Regions from separate parts of the Homo sapiens genome. Here region 1 is linked to region 2. A link is an interaction called in ENCODE POLR2A ChIA-PET data of the cell type or tissue named here. Cell type or tissue: IMR-90. All regions are shown on one strand. Each heading gives the region's core, and the rest is flanking DNA. Links, peaks and the distances in the headings are about the cores only. Region 1 has its middle 24 kb from the start of MIR6080. Region 2 has its middle 17 kb from the start of SMURF2.

What was found. Peaks named below come from ENCODE experiments on the same cell type or tissue, not always from the same donor. Only the 100,000 strongest peaks of a DNase experiment are listed, where the experiment ranks them.
Region 1: POLR2A ChIA-PET joins it to region 2 with 5 read pairs; 6 of 35 experiments call an interaction of 5 or more read pairs at or near these places.

Annotation. Positions count from the first base shown.
Region 1 is chr17:64,752,873-64,761,366 of GRCh38, reverse strand. It overlaps the pseudogene ARHGAP27P1-BPTFP1-KPNA2P3 and the pseudogene KPNA2P3. Among named protein-coding and RNA genes, the nearest start is that of MIR6080, 24 kb to the left of the region's middle. RefSeq lists a silencer at 2,056-2,268. In IMR-90, for the core only: no CTCF peak of the experiment used is centred there; no DNase peak of the experiment used is centred there.
Region 2 is chr17:64,675,553-64,684,046 of GRCh38, reverse strand. No RefSeq gene overlaps it. Among named protein-coding and RNA genes, the nearest start is that of SMURF2, 17 kb to the right of the region's middle. In IMR-90, for the core only: no CTCF peak of the experiment used is centred there; a DNase peak (open chromatin) is centred at 4,126; H3K4me3 peaks cover 298 bases; H3K27ac peaks cover 3,970 bases.

The DNA.
Region 1 (8,494 bases), core at 1,243-6,242, 78 kb before region 2:
AAGCGACCTGCCTGCCTCAGCCTACCAAAGTGTTGGGATTATAGTTGTGATACATTTCTGATACGAGAGCAATTAGTACAATGGTTGCTATAACATTTTAGAGAATGGTTTGACAAAACCAAAGTTAAAAATGCAATTTGACTCCTTCTCGATATGGTAGAGAAACTTTTACCCTGTGTACATGAGAAGACATTGTAACAGGGTATTCCTTATAATATTATTTCATAATGGTGAAATTTGGAAACAATTCCTAAGTACTCATAATCAGGCATGTTTAAATTGTGTCATCATTTCATAATGGACTGTTACATAGCAGTGAAAAACACACTAGAGCAACAAGTGTCGAGATTGAATCTCGTAAGTTTACAATAGAAGGAAAACATTTGGAGAGGCTGGGAGGGGCATAAGGGTTGAAAAATTACCTGTTGGGTACAGTGTTTACTCTACGGGTAATGAGTAACTAGAAACCCGGTTCCCCCAGTGCACATAGACCCCTTGAATCTAAAATAAAATAAAAATTAAAAAAAAAAGAAAACAGTTCCATCACTAAAAATACATAAGGATAAATGTATATACTACATACATTTGTGTAGCGTTTAAAAGCATGTGTGATAACACAATGTTACAGTATTGTTTAGGGATACAGACATTTGTAAAATTTTAAAGAAATGCAAGGGCTATATGCTTGAAACATAAGAAATACACTTCTAAATAAATAAGAAGTGCTCAAATGTAAATCATAATGAAAACCAGAAAACATTTTGATCTGGATGTTCATGAAAGTACTACATATATTGAAATTTGTGAGATGCAGTTAAAGACTTCCTAGGAGAAGTTGCTAGCCTTTAATGCTTATGTTAGAAAAGAAAAACTGCAAATTAATTAGCTAGGGGTACATCTCAAGGAGCCAGCCTAAAGAAAGAAAATATTAAAGATGACCAAATGTGATGAAATAGAAAACAAACATACTTTAGATCCCATTATGTTTTACAAGCCTCTGATAAGATTATCAAGGGGGGGAAATAATACAGCACAAATAACCAATATCAAGAATAAAAAAAGAGACATACTAACCAACATTTCTGATTCTCTTTTACTAGAACTTGGAATTTTAAAGCCTTCACAGGGTCTACTAACATAGTATTCAGGTTTCCTACATCTACAATGAAAGGGGTCCACCTAGAAGGAGTGGAGCAAGATGGTGGAATAGAAGGCCCCAACTCATCGTGCCCCACCTTCCATCCCCACAGCCACAGAAAGGGACCCACCGAGCTCCCTTTGGGTGGGGGGAAGGGTTGAGAAGGATGCCACAGTCATCTCAGTCCTTAATAGGTCAGAAGCCACACTCTTAGGCAGGAAAAGGATTTCTGGTTGTTTATCACTGCACCTGTCATTAAGGTGATGGCAGGACCAAATGATTTCATAAGGTTTTTCTTAAATTTTGGGAACCAGATAGTTCCATTTAAACTTTTCTGCCAGAATAGAAAAAGGAGGAAATTTTACAGATTATTGTTTCTGTTAGTGTGAAACTGTTAGAAAACTTGATAAATAGAAATAGACAAATTAAAAATTATGGCCCTGTCTCCTTTATTAATATTTATTATTAATAATTAATAGCAAATAGGTGTGTCTATAAGAAATCTCAAAATATTGGTATGCAGATCTATTCAGGAGTAAATTTAAAGAATAAGAAACCATGGCTGAATTGGCTTCACCTTAGACACCAATCTCCAATACTAGGAGATTACTAATACCATACTATTTTAGGAAGTCAAAGAAAGGCTGGATGTGGTGGCTCATGCCTGTAATCCCAGCACTTTGGGAGGCCAAGGCGAGTGGATCACTTGAGCCCAGGAGTTTAAGACCAGCTTGGCCAACATGGTGAAACCCCATCTCTACTAAAAATACAAAAATTAGTGGGGCACAGTGGTACATGCCTGTAGTCCTAGCTGCTAGGAGGCTGAGGCAGGAGAATCGCTTGAACCCAGGAGGCAGAGGTTGCAATGAGCTGAGATCGCACCACTGCACTCTAGCCTGGGCAACAGCGCAAGACACTCTCAAAAAGAAAAAAGTTAAAGAAAGGAAACCTTTTGATCATCTCATTAGATGCCAAGAAGGTATTTTTGTCTAAGTTCATTATTATTTATTGGGTTTTTTTAATTTTGAATTTTTTTTGGCTGCATGTGGTGGCTCACGCCTATAATCCCAGCACTTTGGGAGGCCGAGGTGGGTGGATCACCTGAGGTCAGGAGTTTGAGACCGACCTGGCCAACATGGCGCAACCCCATCTCTACTAAAAATACAAAACTTAGCCAGGTATGGTGGCACACGCCTGTAGTCCCAGCTACTTGGGAGGCTGAGGGAGGAGAATCACTTGAATCTGGGATGCAGAAGTTGCAGTGAGCTGAGATTGCACCACTGCTCTCCAGCCTGGGCGATAGAGTGAGACTCCATCTCAAAACAAAACAAAACAAAAATGACTACTAGGAAGTTTCAATTTATATAGCTTGCATTCTATTTCTGATGGACAGCCCTGCTCTAGGAAGTCTCAGCCCTTCAGATGGAAGGGGGACAGTTATCCGTTGGCTAAAACTATTCCATAGTGCTGAAAACATGATGATATCCCTCTAGTGCACAGGTGTGGATTCAGTAGATGCTTGATAATTCAGTTCTTATTTGGTACTATTATTGACAAAGGAAAACGATAAAGGAAATATTTTTCTCTTCCCCCATCTTTTAGCTTTCTCCCTTTGTCTCATAACCATGTCCACCAATGAGAATGCTAATACACAAGCTGCCCATCTTCACAGATCTAAGAACAAGGGAAAGGACAGTACAGTGAGTACCTTCTGTTGCTTTCTTATGGTGTTATTTAAATGGGAAGACATTTGGAAAGGGATGAAAACTTAGGGATCTTTTTAAAAATGTCCTCACTTAGCAACAAAAACTGATGTGGTAGGTGAAACAGCATGTTATCTTTTCTCAAGGAAACGAGGCGTCACAGAATAGAGGTCAATGTGGAGCTGAGGAAAGCTAAGAAGGATGACCAGATGCTGAAGAGGAGAAATGTAAGCTCATTTCCTGATGATGCTACTTCTCCGCTGCAGGAAAACTGCAACAACCAGGTAAAAAAATATATTTTAGATTATGAGTTACATGAAATCCAGAAAATCAGTAGGGACTTTTCTTAGAAATTCAAGTAAACTTAACATTTCTAGTCTTATGGTTTTAACTATCTGTGAAGATCTTTTTCTCTGTTTGCAATTACTAATTATCTTCTTTCCTGCCTTCCATAATCCACTGAAGCTGATTTAGGATCTTCCTTTAACTCTGACCTTCCTTCAGACTTCCCTGCATTTCTAGCTACTAGCTGGGTACCTTGACCTGACCAGTGTGTCCAGAGCCAACCAGTTTCTGGTTTATTTCTTTTTGCTTTTTCCCACATGGAGTCTTGCTCTGTCGCCCAGGCTGGAGTGTAGTGGTACAATCTCAGCTCACTGCAACCTTCGCCTCCTAGTTTCAAGCAATTCTCCTGCCTCAGCCTCCCGAGTAGCTGGGATTACAGGTACAGACCACCACGCTTGGTTAATTTTTGTATTTTTAGTAGAGCCAGGGTTTCGCCATGTTGGCCAGGCTGGTCTTGTACTCCTGACCTTGTTATCCACCCACCTGGGCCTCCCAAAGTGCTGGGATTACAGGCATGAGCCACCACACCCAGCCCATTTGGTTTATTTCTGTCTTTTTTGGTATTCTGTGTTTTTTTGTATTTGTCACCAGCTTTGTTCAGGTCTTTCCTCCTGAAATATTTACAGTAGCCTCCTAATTTATCGTTTCCTTCTTTCTGTGCCAAATGCTATTTTTCTGAATTTTTTCCTAAAGTACTGCTTTAGACGTGTTTTTTCTCTCCTTAAAATCCATACTCCAAATTGCATGAACCTGTGAGGCAGAGGTTGCAGTGAGCCAAGACCTTGCCATTACACTCTAGCCTGCGCAGCAAGAGTGAAACTCTGTCTCAAGAAAAAAAATAAAAATAAAAAATCCATACTCCGCTGGGCATGATGGTTCACGCCTATAATTCCAGCACTTTGGGAAGCTGAAATAGGAGGATCACTGGAGGCCAGGAGTTTGAGCCCAGACTAGGCAACATAGCAAGACCTTGTCTCTACAAAAAATAAAAAGTTAGCTGGGCATGGTGGCACAGGCCTTTAGTCCTAGGTATTCAGGAGGCTGAGGCAGAAGGATCACTTGAGCCCAGGATTTTGAGGCTGCAGTGAGCTATGATTGTACCACTGCACTCCATGCTGGATGACAGAGTAAGACCCTGTCTCTAAAAATAAAAATCCATACTCTGGCCAGGCACGGTGGCTTGCGCCTGTAATCCCAGCACTTTGGGAGGCTGAGGTGGGTGGATAATCTGAGGTCAGGAGTTTGAGACCAGCCTGGCCAACATGGTGAAACCTGTCTCTACTAAACATAAAAAAAAATTAGCTCGGGGTGGTGGTGGGTGCCTGTAATCCCAGCTACTTGGGAAGCTGAGGCAGGAGAATCGCTTGAACCTGGGAGGCAGAGGTTGCAGTGAGCCAAGATCGCACCATCGCACCATTGCACTCCAGCCTGGGCAACAAGTGCAAAACTCTGTCTAAAAAATAATAATATAATCCATACTCCATGAAGGCCTTCCACAAAGTAGACCTATCTTAGATTTTCAAATTTATCTTTCATCTTCCAAAGATAACTGGGCACTTTCCTACTTCTTTTTCTCACAATATGCTTCCTTTTTTTTTTTGAGACAAAGTCTCGTGCTGTTGCCAAGGCTGGAGTGCAATGGCGCCATCTTGGCTCACTGTAACCTCTGCCTCCTGGATTCAAGTGATACTCGTGCCTCAACCTCCCGAATAGCTGGGATTACAGGTGCCGCCACCACGCCCAACTAATTTTTGTTTTTTTTTAGTAGAGACAGGGTTTCACCACGTTGGCCAGTCTGGTTTCAAACTCCTGACGTCAGGTAATCTGCCCGCCTCGGCCTCCCAAAGTGCTGCAATTACAGGTGTGAGCCACTGCACCCAGCCACGTTATGCTTCCTTTAGCCCTTTAGCACTCCACATTTATCTTTTTTTTTTTTCCAATTGACTACTACGTGTGTTCTATTTCTAGGGTACTAATACTCAAAGCTCATCTTCTTCTTATAGCACTCCTTAGCCTCGTAGGAAAGACACTCCTTTCTCAGGATTCTCTAGCGCCCTGATTCTGCACCCAAAATTGGGAGTAAATGCTATGTAACCCATCTATTTACCACTTGTTTTATGCTGTTTGTCTACTTGTCACATTTTCTGTTAGGTGTCAAGCTCCTGGAGAGACAGGGATACTGGCTTTTTGAATTATGGGTAGCATTGGCTCTCAAACCTCCTTTCTACTTTGATTCACAACATAAAACATTTTTTTGTTGTTGGGGGGGCAGGGCACAGGTCTTGCTCTTTTGCCCAGGCTGGAGTGCAGTGGTGCGATCTAGGCTCACTGCAGCCTCTGCCTCCTGGATTCAAGCGATTCTCCTGCCACATCCTCCCGAGTAGCTGGGATTACAGGGGCCCGCCACCACGTCTGGCTAATTTTTGCATTTTTAGTAGAGATGGGGTTTCACCATGTTTCTCAGTCTGGTCTCGAACGTCTGACCTCAGGTGATCCACCGCCTCGGCCTCCCAAAGTGCTGGGATTACAGGCGTGAGCCACTGCACCTGGCCGCACATAACCCATTTATATTTGCAACAACACTCAACCATGGAAATATATAGATTATAAAATTAGATATCAAAATTCTCAGAATGTTGCTTATAACTTCATGTCTTTCTCCCTCAAAGTATATCTGAATGCAAGTTATTGAGATTAATGTAGGAATAATCTTCAGTCTGCTCTGATTCTTTTTTTTTTGAGAGAAGGTCTTGCATGGTGATAGGCACACACCACCATGCCTGGATTTTTGTTTTGTTTTGTTTTAATTTTTTGTAGAAGGGGAGGTCTCATTATGTTGCTCAGACTGGTCTCGAACTCCTGAGCTCAACCCATCCTCCCTCCTGAGCCTCCCAAAGTGCTAGGATTACAGGTGTGAGCCACTGTGCCTGGCCTTCTAGTTCATTTTTTAAATTATTCAAAGCTGCCTTTTTTAGCAACGAAACACTTGGATACTCCATAACTTGAGACTCCAGTGAGTCCTGACATCGAGTTTGGAAACTGTTCTACATATAAAATAATGAATGTTTAACAGGCAAAATTAAATGTAGGTCTAAATTTTTAGTAGCTCATGCCTGTAATCCCAGCACTTTGGGAGGCCGAGGCGGGTGGATCAGCTGAGGTAAGGAGTTCGAGACCAGCCTGGCCAACATGTGAAAACCCATCTCTACTAAAAATACAAAGAAATTAGCCGGACATGGTGGCACACGCTTTAATCCCAGCTACTCGGGAAGCCGAGGCAGGAGAATTGCTTGAACCTGGGAGGCGGAGGTTGCAGTGACCCAAGATCACGCCATTGCACTCCAGCCTGGGTGACAAGAGCAAGACTCCTGTCTCAAAAAAAAAAGCATAATCAGTTGATACCAATATTGAAATATTGCCTATTTCAGGTCATGTTGGGCCTCTTGTTAAAACTTTTGGAGTACAGAATTTCTGAAGTGCTGAGAAAAATATAAGGTAACCAGCATCAACATTTTTTCCTTTTCAGACTCCTGCCCTAAGAGCCATAGGGAATATCGTCACTGGTACAGATGAACAGACTCAGGTTGTGATTGATGCAGGAGCACTCGCCGTCTTTCCCAGCCTGCTCACCAACCCCAAAACTAACATTCAGAAGGAAGCTACGTGGACAATGTCAAACATCACAGCCAGCCGCCAGGACCAGATACAGCAAGTTGTGAATCATGGATTAGTCCCATTCCTTGTCAGCGATCTCTCTAAGGTAACGAAGTCTTAGGATTTAATCAAGTCATTTTTAGTATTTATAGAAAGCTGTGCTTGATAAGCTTCTTCATGTGCAAGAATCTTGGGTTCTACTAGGAGTCCTTTGCTGAACAATACCCAGTAACCCCTTTACTTAAGGTTGTATCAATAGAACCTTGGTACTTTCAGTCACCGTTTTTGTGAAAAAGTACTCTTGGAATCTTATTTGTGCAACTGTTCTGAAATAAAACCATTTCCTTATGTTTAATTGGCAGATTTTGAGACACAAAAGGAAGCTGTATGGGCCGTGGAACAGTTGAACAGATTGTGTACCTTGTTCACTGTGGCATAATAGAACCGTTGATGAACCTCTTACCTGCAAAAGATACCAAGATTATTCTGGTTATCCTGGATGCCATTTCAAATATCTTTCAGGTAAGTCCTATCAAGGTGGCTTTGTTTGAATTTGGACTTGATAATAATTGGTTTACTATTTAGACTTGGGGGAGGGCAGCTGTAAGTTTACTCACTAGTAAGCCACAGAATCAGAAAGCCTGTTTATGTGGCCACCCCTTTGATTAAAAATGTGGCAGGCATTATAAAAGATATAAAAGAGATGACAAGTGGATGGTGCGAACTGAATCGGAGTCAGGCGCTTATGTGGACTCATCACACCTGTTTACTTGGTTGATTTAATTTCCCAATTTCATACCGAATTTTGGTGACATTAAATTTGAATGACTTGGCCGGGCACAGTGGCTCATGCCTGTAATCCTAGCACTTTGGGAGGCTGAGGTGAGTGGACCACCTGAGGTCAGGAGTTCGAGACCAGCCTGGCCAACATGGTGAAACCCTATCTCTACTAAAAATACAAAAATTAGCCAGGCCTGGTGGCAGACGCCTATAATCCCAGCTACTTGGGAGGCTGAGGCAGGAGAATCGCTTGAACTCTGGGTGGGGGGCAGAGGTTGCAGTGAGCCAAGATTGCGTCACTTCACTCCAGCCTGGGCGAAAGAGTGAAACTCTGTCTCAAAAAAAAATTTTTTTTGAATGACTTAATTATATTTTTCTTCTGGTTCCACCCCTAACTGATCCAAGCATACCAGCATATGGCACTTTGCCGTAGTGATTGGTGGTAGGTAAGCCCTTCTCATCAACTTTGGATTCTAGAAATTTTTACATATAGAAGTTGAGCCTACAGGCTGGGCATGTTGGCTCACGCCTGTAATCCCAGCACTTTGAGGAGGCCGAGGCGGGTGGATCATGAGGTCAGGAGTTCAAGACCAGCCTGGCCAACATAATGAGACCCCCGTCTCTACTAAAAATTAAAAAAATTAGCTGGGCGTGGTGGCAGGCGCCTGTAATTCCAGCTACTCAGGAGGCTGAGGCAGGAGAATTGCTTGAACCTGGGAGGCGGAGGTTGCAGTGAGCCAAGATCACGCCATTGCACTCCAGCCTGGGTGACAAGAGTGAAACTGTCTCAAAAAAAAAAAAAAAATTGAGCCTACAATAATGGATGCTGGTGTATCTGTCACTGTGTATAAATAATTTGTCAGTATGTGGCCAG
Region 2 (8,494 bases), core at 1,982-6,981:
CCTAGGAAGAGACAGAGGGAGGGGAATTCTCTTCTTATTTTTTTCATATAAAAATATCTGAAAGGCCGGGTGCAGTGACTCATGCCTGTAATCCTAGCACTTTGGGAGGTTGAGGTGGGAGGATCACTTGCAGCCAGGAGTTTGAGACCAGCCTGGGCAACATAGTGAGAAAGAAAATTTTAAAAGTAATAAAATTAGCTGGGCCTGGTGGCACATGCTGGGAGCCCTAGCTACTTGGGAGGCTGAGGCAGAAGGATTCTGTGAGCCCAGGAGTTCGAGGTTACAGTGACCTGTGACCATGCCAGTGTTGTCCAGCCTGGATGATGGAGTGAGATCTTGTTTCTATTAAAAAACAAACAAACTATATATATATATATATATATAAAATATACACACACACATATATGAAGAAAAAATGTCTTTGGGAACATTATTTTCAATGATTACATAATAGTTTTTCAGGCCGGGCACAGTGGCTCACACCTGTAATCCTAGCCATTTGGGAGGCCGAGGTGGGTGGATCACCTGAAGTCAGGAGTTCGAGACCACCTTGGCCAACATGGTGAAAACCCATCTCTACTAAATGTACAAAAATTAGCTGGATGTTTTGGCACGCACCTATAATCCCAGCTACTCAGGAGGCTGAGGCAGGAGAATCGCTTGAACCCCGGGGGGCGGGGGCGGAGGCTGCAGTGAGCCAAGATCACGCCATTGCACTCCAGCCTGGGCAACAAGAGCGAAACTCCGTCTCAAAAAAAAAAAACAGTTTTTTATACAAGTATACCATATATTTTAAAACCAATCTCCTTTTGTGCATTTAAATTGCTTTCACTTTGTTGTCCTTGTAAACAGTATTGGATGAATATCCTTGCATATGTCTGTATTAGTCTGTTCTCACACTGCTATAAAGATAGTATCCGAGAGTGGGTAATTTATAAACAAAGGAAGTTTAACTGACTCACAGGTCTGCATGGCTGTGGAGGCCTCAGGAAAGTTACAGTTATGGCGGAAGGGGAAGCAGGCACCTTCTTCACAAGATGGCGGGAGAGAGTGTAAGTGCAGGAAAAACTGCCATTTATAAAACCATCAGATCTCATGCGAATTCACTCACTACCATGAGAACAGCATGGGGAAAATAGCCCCCATGATCCAATCACCTCTCTCCCTCCACACGTGGGGATTACAATTCGCGACGAGATTTAGTTGAGGACACAGAGCCAAACCATATCAGTGTCTTTGGGCAGACCTCTGATGATTTCCTTAGAATAGATTCCTAGGAATGTAACCTTACCATGTGCTTTGATATTTATTTATAAATTCCTTTCCAGTAAGGTTGAAACCAACTCAGTGGATAGGATTTTAAACACACAATGACAAGTTTTAATAAAGGAATGGCCACTGGGGGGTCTAATACCAAAAACAATTACTTAGAAATCTAGAAATTCTAGTCCGAGTGTGTTTATGCACCTCTGTAGGTAAAGGGCCCTTCTTGCTTCATAAATTTCTCCACAGTTAACAGTATCAGCTTTCCCAGATAATGGATGCAATTAAATATTCTCCTCTGTCATTTGGAAAATATGAAATGACATTGCTTTGTAATGATCTTGACATTCATTGATTCGGCCGTTAGTGAACAGCAGGGGGAAGTTTGCTTCTTACTCAACTCCTGAAGTTTCCTTACATGTGCAAGGATATTAATTAATGGAATACTTCTGACCTCTCACCGCCCCTTAGTTCACTCAGGCCTTGGAAAGATAGAACAACTTTCCCCACTGTGGATTTTAGAGTTTCTCTTGGTACCCAGTTGCTTACAGAGCACTTTGTCTTTTCTTTACTTCCTCCATGCCATTGGTCTTATTGGGATGAGCCTCCCATGATAGAAGCCCTGGGGAAGTCCAGCCTTACCTCAGGGGAGGCCTGAAGTTTTTATCTGGAATTTGGTGGGGGGTGCTACCTTAAAGACCCTACTAATGAAGAGGATGTATTCCAATAATTGACTTTGTTGTCAGAGTCTGTGATTATCACAATTATACACACTCTAAGAGGCTTCTGAGTGTCTTTTCTTTTCTTTTTTTTTTTTTTGAGACAGAGTCTCACTCTGTCACCCAGGCTGGAGTGCAGTGGCACGATCTCTGCTCACTGCAACCTTCACCTCCCAGGTGCAAGTGATTCTCGTGCCTCAGCCTCCAGAGTAGTTGGGATTACAGGCACCCACCAACATTCCCAGCTAATTTTTGTATTTTTAGTAGAGACGGGGTTTCTCCATTTCAGCCAGGCTGGTCTCAAACTCCTGACCACACGTCTCAGCTTCCCAAAGTGCTGGGATTACAGGCATGAGCCACCATGCCCGGCCCTGACTGTTTTTTTGTTTTTGTTTTTGTTTTTTTGAGATGGAGTCTCGCTGTGTCACCCAGGCTGGAATGCAGTGGCACGATCTCGGCTCACTGCAAGCTCCACCTCCCGGGTTCACGCCATTCTCCTGCCTCAGCCTCCCGAGTAGCTGGAACTACAGGCGCCCGCCACCATGCCTGGCTAATTTTTTTTTTTTTTTTGGTATTTTTAGTAGAGACGGGGTTTCACTGTGTTAGCCAGGATGGTCTCGATCTCCTGATCTCGTGATCTGCCCATCTCGGCCTCCCAAAGTGCTGGGATTACAGGCATGAGCCACCGCGCCCGGCTTTTTTTTTTTTTTCTTGAGATGGAGTGTTACTCTGTTGCCCAGGCCAAAGTGCAGTGGCACGATCTTGGCTCACTGCAACCTCCACCTTTCAGGTTTAAGCAATTCTCCTGCCTCAGCCTCCCCAGTAGCTGGGATTACAGGCATACATCACCATGCCTGGCTAATTTTTGTATTTTTAGTAGAGATGGGTTTTCCCCATTTTGGCCAGGGTGGTCTTGAACTCCTGACCTCAGGTGATCCACCTGCCTCGGCCTTCCAAAATGCTGGGATTACAGGCGAGAGCCACCGCACCTGGCCCTGTCTTTTTTTTTTTTTTTTTTTTTTTTTTTTTTTTTTTTTAATGAGACAGAGTCTTGCTTTGTCGCCCAGGTTGGAGTGCAGTGGCACTATCTCTGCTCACCGCAAGCTCCGCCTCCCGGGTTCATGCCATTCTCGTGCCTCAGCCTCCCGAGTAGCTGGGACTTCCGGTTGCCCACCACCACGCCCGGCTCCGGCCCTGACTGTCTTTTAAGATGTTAAAAAAAAAATAGCCTAATTTTCTTCATCCAGAGGGAGGTGAACATGGTAGATGATCTCTGGTGGTTCTCCCATTTAAAATTATATCATTAATTAAAATGAATGAGGCCAGGCACGGTGGCTCATGCCTGTAATCACAGCACTTTGGGAGGCTGAGGTGGGTGGATCACCTGAGGTCAAGAGTTTGAGACCAGCCTGGCCAATATAGTGAAACCCTGACTCAACTAAAAAAAAAAAACACACACAAAAATCAGCCAGGCATGGTGGCAGGTACCTGTAATCCCAGCTACTTGGGAGGCTGAGGCAGGAGAATCCCTTGAGCCCAGGAGGCAGAGGTTGCAGTGAGCCAAGATTGCACCACTCCACTCCATCCTGGGCAACACAGTGACACTCTGTCTCAAAAAAAAAAAAAAAAAAAAAATTAACGAAAATGACAAAACTCTAAGTAATATATTATCAGACACATTCACACCACAATATAATTTATGAATCGATCAAGTAGTCAATTACACGATGTAAAATACTCATATTATATGCTTTCCTGTTTGGATAGGCCAGACAGATGGGAAAGCAGGTGCCTACTTACTGACTGAAGGTGAGAGGAGAAACTGAGCTCCATGAGACAAAAGGAACCTGAAAGATGAGAGTCTTGAGTTCTTTGGTACAGGCAGGGCAGAGAAGGAGGAAATAAGGCTGGAGGTGGGCAGGGGCCCGGCAATGCTGGAAATGCCACACAAAGCTCTCTGGACTGGGTCCTGAGGGCAATGAGCAGCCATTGAGGAATTTTAAGCAATGGTTTGACATTGACCCACAGGCTTATGAGTCATGTTGATCTCATTCTGGCCCATATTCTCTGCATTACCCATAAAGACTGCATCGTACAAATATTTCCACTTCTCCGCCCATCTCGCCCTTAGAGAATTGTGTTGTAGCTACTACAGTTCGTATTTTGAGGATGATTGGATATGACTTTTTTTTTGAGCCTGTTCATGTTGCTCAGTCGTCCAAAGTAGTTGCAGTCGAGTGATGCCCCGGCTCCCTTCCCCCGGGGCTGGAGCTGCTACCTCATCCTGAAAAGATGTGTTGCTTCATGCTATCGTCTTACAGCAAAACATGCATAGATAACTTTTCAAACATTTAATTGTAATACTTCCATGCTTAAATCACCAAATTGGCTTTGGAAAATATGCAATCTCTTCAAATTACATTCTCTTTTATCTCAGAATTCACAATATAACAGACTAGTGTGTATACTTAAAATGGGTGCATAAAATGGTCTAGATTTACATGATTTTCTATTTTTAAAAAAGTGCAGCATTATAAATGCAACAAAAAATGAAAACCTGTTGCAGAATGTGTTTTGTTATCTGTATCGTATGTGATAAAGTATGGAAGAGACTTAGAAGTATTCATTTCCCAGGGCTCCTGAGACAAAGTACCACAAATTGGGTGGTTTAAAACACAAAACAATACAGTTCTGAAGGATAGAAGTCCAAAATCAAGGTGTCAGCAGGGCCACGCTCCCTCTGAGACTTTGGGTAGAATCTTAGGTTGCCTCTTCCTGGCTTCTGGTGGTGGCTGGCAATCCTTAATATTCAGTTTGCAGCTGCTTCACTCCAATCTCTGCCTCTGTCATTACATGGCATTCCTCCTGTGTGTCTCTGTCTTCACATGGAATGTTTCTCTTCTTAAAACGACACAGGGCCAGGCACGGTGGCTCACGCCTGTAATCCCAACACTTTGGGAGGCCAAGGCAGGCAGATCACTTGAGGCCAGGAGTTTGAGACCAGCCTGGCCAACATGGTGAAACCCTGTCTCTACCAAAAATACAAAAATTAGCTGGGTGTGGTGGTGGGCACCTGTAATCCCAGCTACTTGGGAGGCTGTGGCAGGAGAATTGCTTGAACCCAGGAGGCGGAGGTTGCAATGAGCCAAGATTGCACCACTGCACTCCAGCCTGGACAATGGGGTGAGACTCTGTCAAAAAAACAACGAAAAAGAATGCAGTCATATTGAATTAGGACTCACTCTAAAGCCTCATCTCAACTTGATTACATCTCCAAAGGGCCCATTTCCAAATAATGTCACATTCACAGGTACCAGGGATTAGGACTTCCACATATCTTTTTGGAGGTCACAATTTAACCCATAACAGAGGTCATCTAGCCCACCTCTCTACTGCACACATGAATCTGCTGTACAATCTCTGTCTAGTTTTAAGACTTAGGCACAGGAACGATGGTCAATGTAAGGCAAAACCAGGTAGGTGTGGTAGGGGCTGAAAGAAAATCTTAACACTAGATTGTTTCATTCTCACCAGGGTGAGATAGTTGCTGTTGAACTGACCTCGCCATAGAAATTAATTAGAGAGCTGGGTGGGTAAGGTAAGGCCTGAGGGGTGAGGTAGGCAAAGTCCGATGTTGGGCGGAGTGCAGAGCTAGCCAGTGGCAAATCCAGCTTATGTCAAATATTCTGGAGGTACATACGTGAATAGTCATTACCTCTAGGTCACCACAGTCCAAAAGACATACAATGAGAGCCATATTTGTAATTTCAAATTTTCTAGATGAAATGAGCTTCAATTACTACATATAGTATATATATATACACTATATATACAGTATATATAGTGTATACATATACAGTGTATATATATACAGTGTATACATATACAGTGTATATACACTATATATACTATATATATAGTATATGTACAGTATATATACTATATATATAGTATATATACAGTATATATACTATATATACTGTATATATACTATATATATATATATATATATATATATTTTTTTTTTTTTTTTTTTTTTTTTTTCAGACAGAGTCTTGCTCTGCACTCTGTCACCCAGGCTGGAGTGCAGTGGCAAGATCTCGACTCACTGCAACCTCCACCTCTAAGGTCCAAGTGATTCTCATGCTTCAGCCTCCCGAGTAGCTGGGACTACAGGCATCCACCACCACACCTGGCTAATTTTTTGTATTTTTAGTAGAGACAGGATTTCACCATGTTGGCCAGGCTAGTCTTGAACTCCGAACCTCAGGTGATCCACCCTAGGCCTCCCAAAGTGCTGGGATTACAGGTGTGAGCCACTGTGCCTGGCCAATATTATATTTTATTTAACCCAATGTAGGTATATCCAAAATATTATTTTAACGTGTCATCAATATAAAAAATATTAATAAGATATTTTGCTTTTTTCTCCATACTGAGTCTTTGAAATCCACTGTGTATTTTACACTTGCAGCCCATCACTAGCCAGGTTTCAAGTGCGCACTAGCCATATGTATTACGCCGCTCTAGATTGTAGAAGCGTGGCAGCTGGGTGGTGGGATCCAAGCCGTGGGCTGGGTTCCAGGTGAGAGTCCAGTTCTGGGGAAAACATGGGCAGGAGCAAGACAGACAATCAAGGATCTCTGAGGATGAGCTTAGGACAGATCTGAAAAGGAAAAGGGGTTTCAAGTGGAGACAAAGTAAATGCAAGGAACAGGGGCCCACTTAAACTTGCTTAAGTAAGGGACAGGGTGGTTATTCACTGGGGGACCTCTTGGAAATGGAGTGTGAGAAGTACACCTGAGCCAGGAGAACTGGCAGGGAATCTGTCAATCACTCTCTTTGTCTCCCTTTCGAGGGTTGAGAAGTTTCTTAGCTTCTCTCTGTTTGTCTGCTTTGTCAGTCTCTTTCTATGAATTCATTTCCTTTTTTTTTTTTTTTTTTTTTTTTTGAGACAGGGTCCTGTGATGTTGCCCTGATTGGTCTCGAACTTGTGGCATCAACTGGTCCTCCTGCCTCACCTGCCAAAGTGCTGGGATTACAGGCGTGAGCCACCATGCCTGGCCTTCAGTTCACCATTTATTTATCTACTGGAAAAGACCTGGGCCAGATGCAGTGAAGGGTAGAAGTCCAAAATCAAGGTGATGAAATCATCCAATCAATCACCCAATCACAGAAGCTAGGGTCACATTTCCTACCTGTGTCTCTGCAGATCTGGGCTCCCCCATGCCAGTTGCCTTCTGCCTTCTCAGGGTGGTAAGAAGGTAGTCCCTACACGCATCTCTTCCTGAGGAAATCTGCCCTCGTCTGTAGCTCTAATACAGCGTCCCAGGCTCCATCCCTGGAGATGCTGATTCTGTAGGTTGGGGTGGGGCCCATGAATGTACATTTCTAATGCTACTGGTGCAGAGAACCCACCTTGAGAACCACTGCCTTACAGCAGGTATAAGCCCAGGTAGCTGTGTTTGTACTAAGGGAGCTTGGCCTCCACTGACGGAGCCAAACGTGTGTGGCTGACCAAAAAGCCAATGAAATTTTCTCTCCTTAAAACATGAGATGGGGACACTGGGAGATTGAACTAGACACGAGGAGCTGAGTTGAGAGGTCCTAGAGTTGGCAGCTGAGAAAGCCACTTTAAGACTACAGGCCAGTCACAGTGGCTCACACCTGTAATCCCAGCACTTTGGGAGGCCGAGGCGGGCAGATCATGAGGTCAGGAGTTCAAGACCAGCCTGGCCAACATAGTGAAACCCCGTCTCTACTAAAAACACAAAAAATTAGCCAGGTGTGGTGGTGGGCGCCTGTAGTCCCAGCTACTTGGGAGGCTGAAGCAGGAGAATTGCTTGAACCTGGGAATCGGAAGTTGCAGGGAGCCGAGATCTCGCCCCTGCACTCCAGCCTGGGTGACACACCGAGACTGTCACACACACACACACAAAAAGACTACAGTAAGGTCTTTTCATTTTCATTTCTTTCTTTGTGTGTGTGTGTGTGTGTGTGTGTGATGAAGTCTCACTCTGTTATCCAGGCTGGAGTGCAGTGGTACAGTCTTGGCTCACTGCAGCCTCCGCCTCCCAGGTTCAAGCGATTCTCCTGCCTCAGCCTCCAGAGTAGCTGGGATTACAGGTGCCTGCCACCACACCTGGCTAATTTTTGTATTTTTAGTAGAGATGGGGTTTCACCATGTTGGCCAGGCTGGTCTCAAACTCCTGGCCTCAAGCAATCTACTCACCTCGGCCTCCCAAAATGCTGGGATTACAGGCATACGCCACCGCACCTGGCCAAATTAGTGATATTTTCAAAGTGAAAGAAAGTTAACTTTTAAGCAGTGGTATAAATTGCTGAGCACTTGATGTTAGCCTCTTCTATGGTGGATAAGCTGTATTAAATTTGAAATTTACACTACAAAAATAGCTTTGCAGGAGTACAAATATTAATATAACCTTACCTCAGACAGATTTTTTATTACTGGAAACAACTTTTGTATGTAAAAATATATATTAATGGCTGGA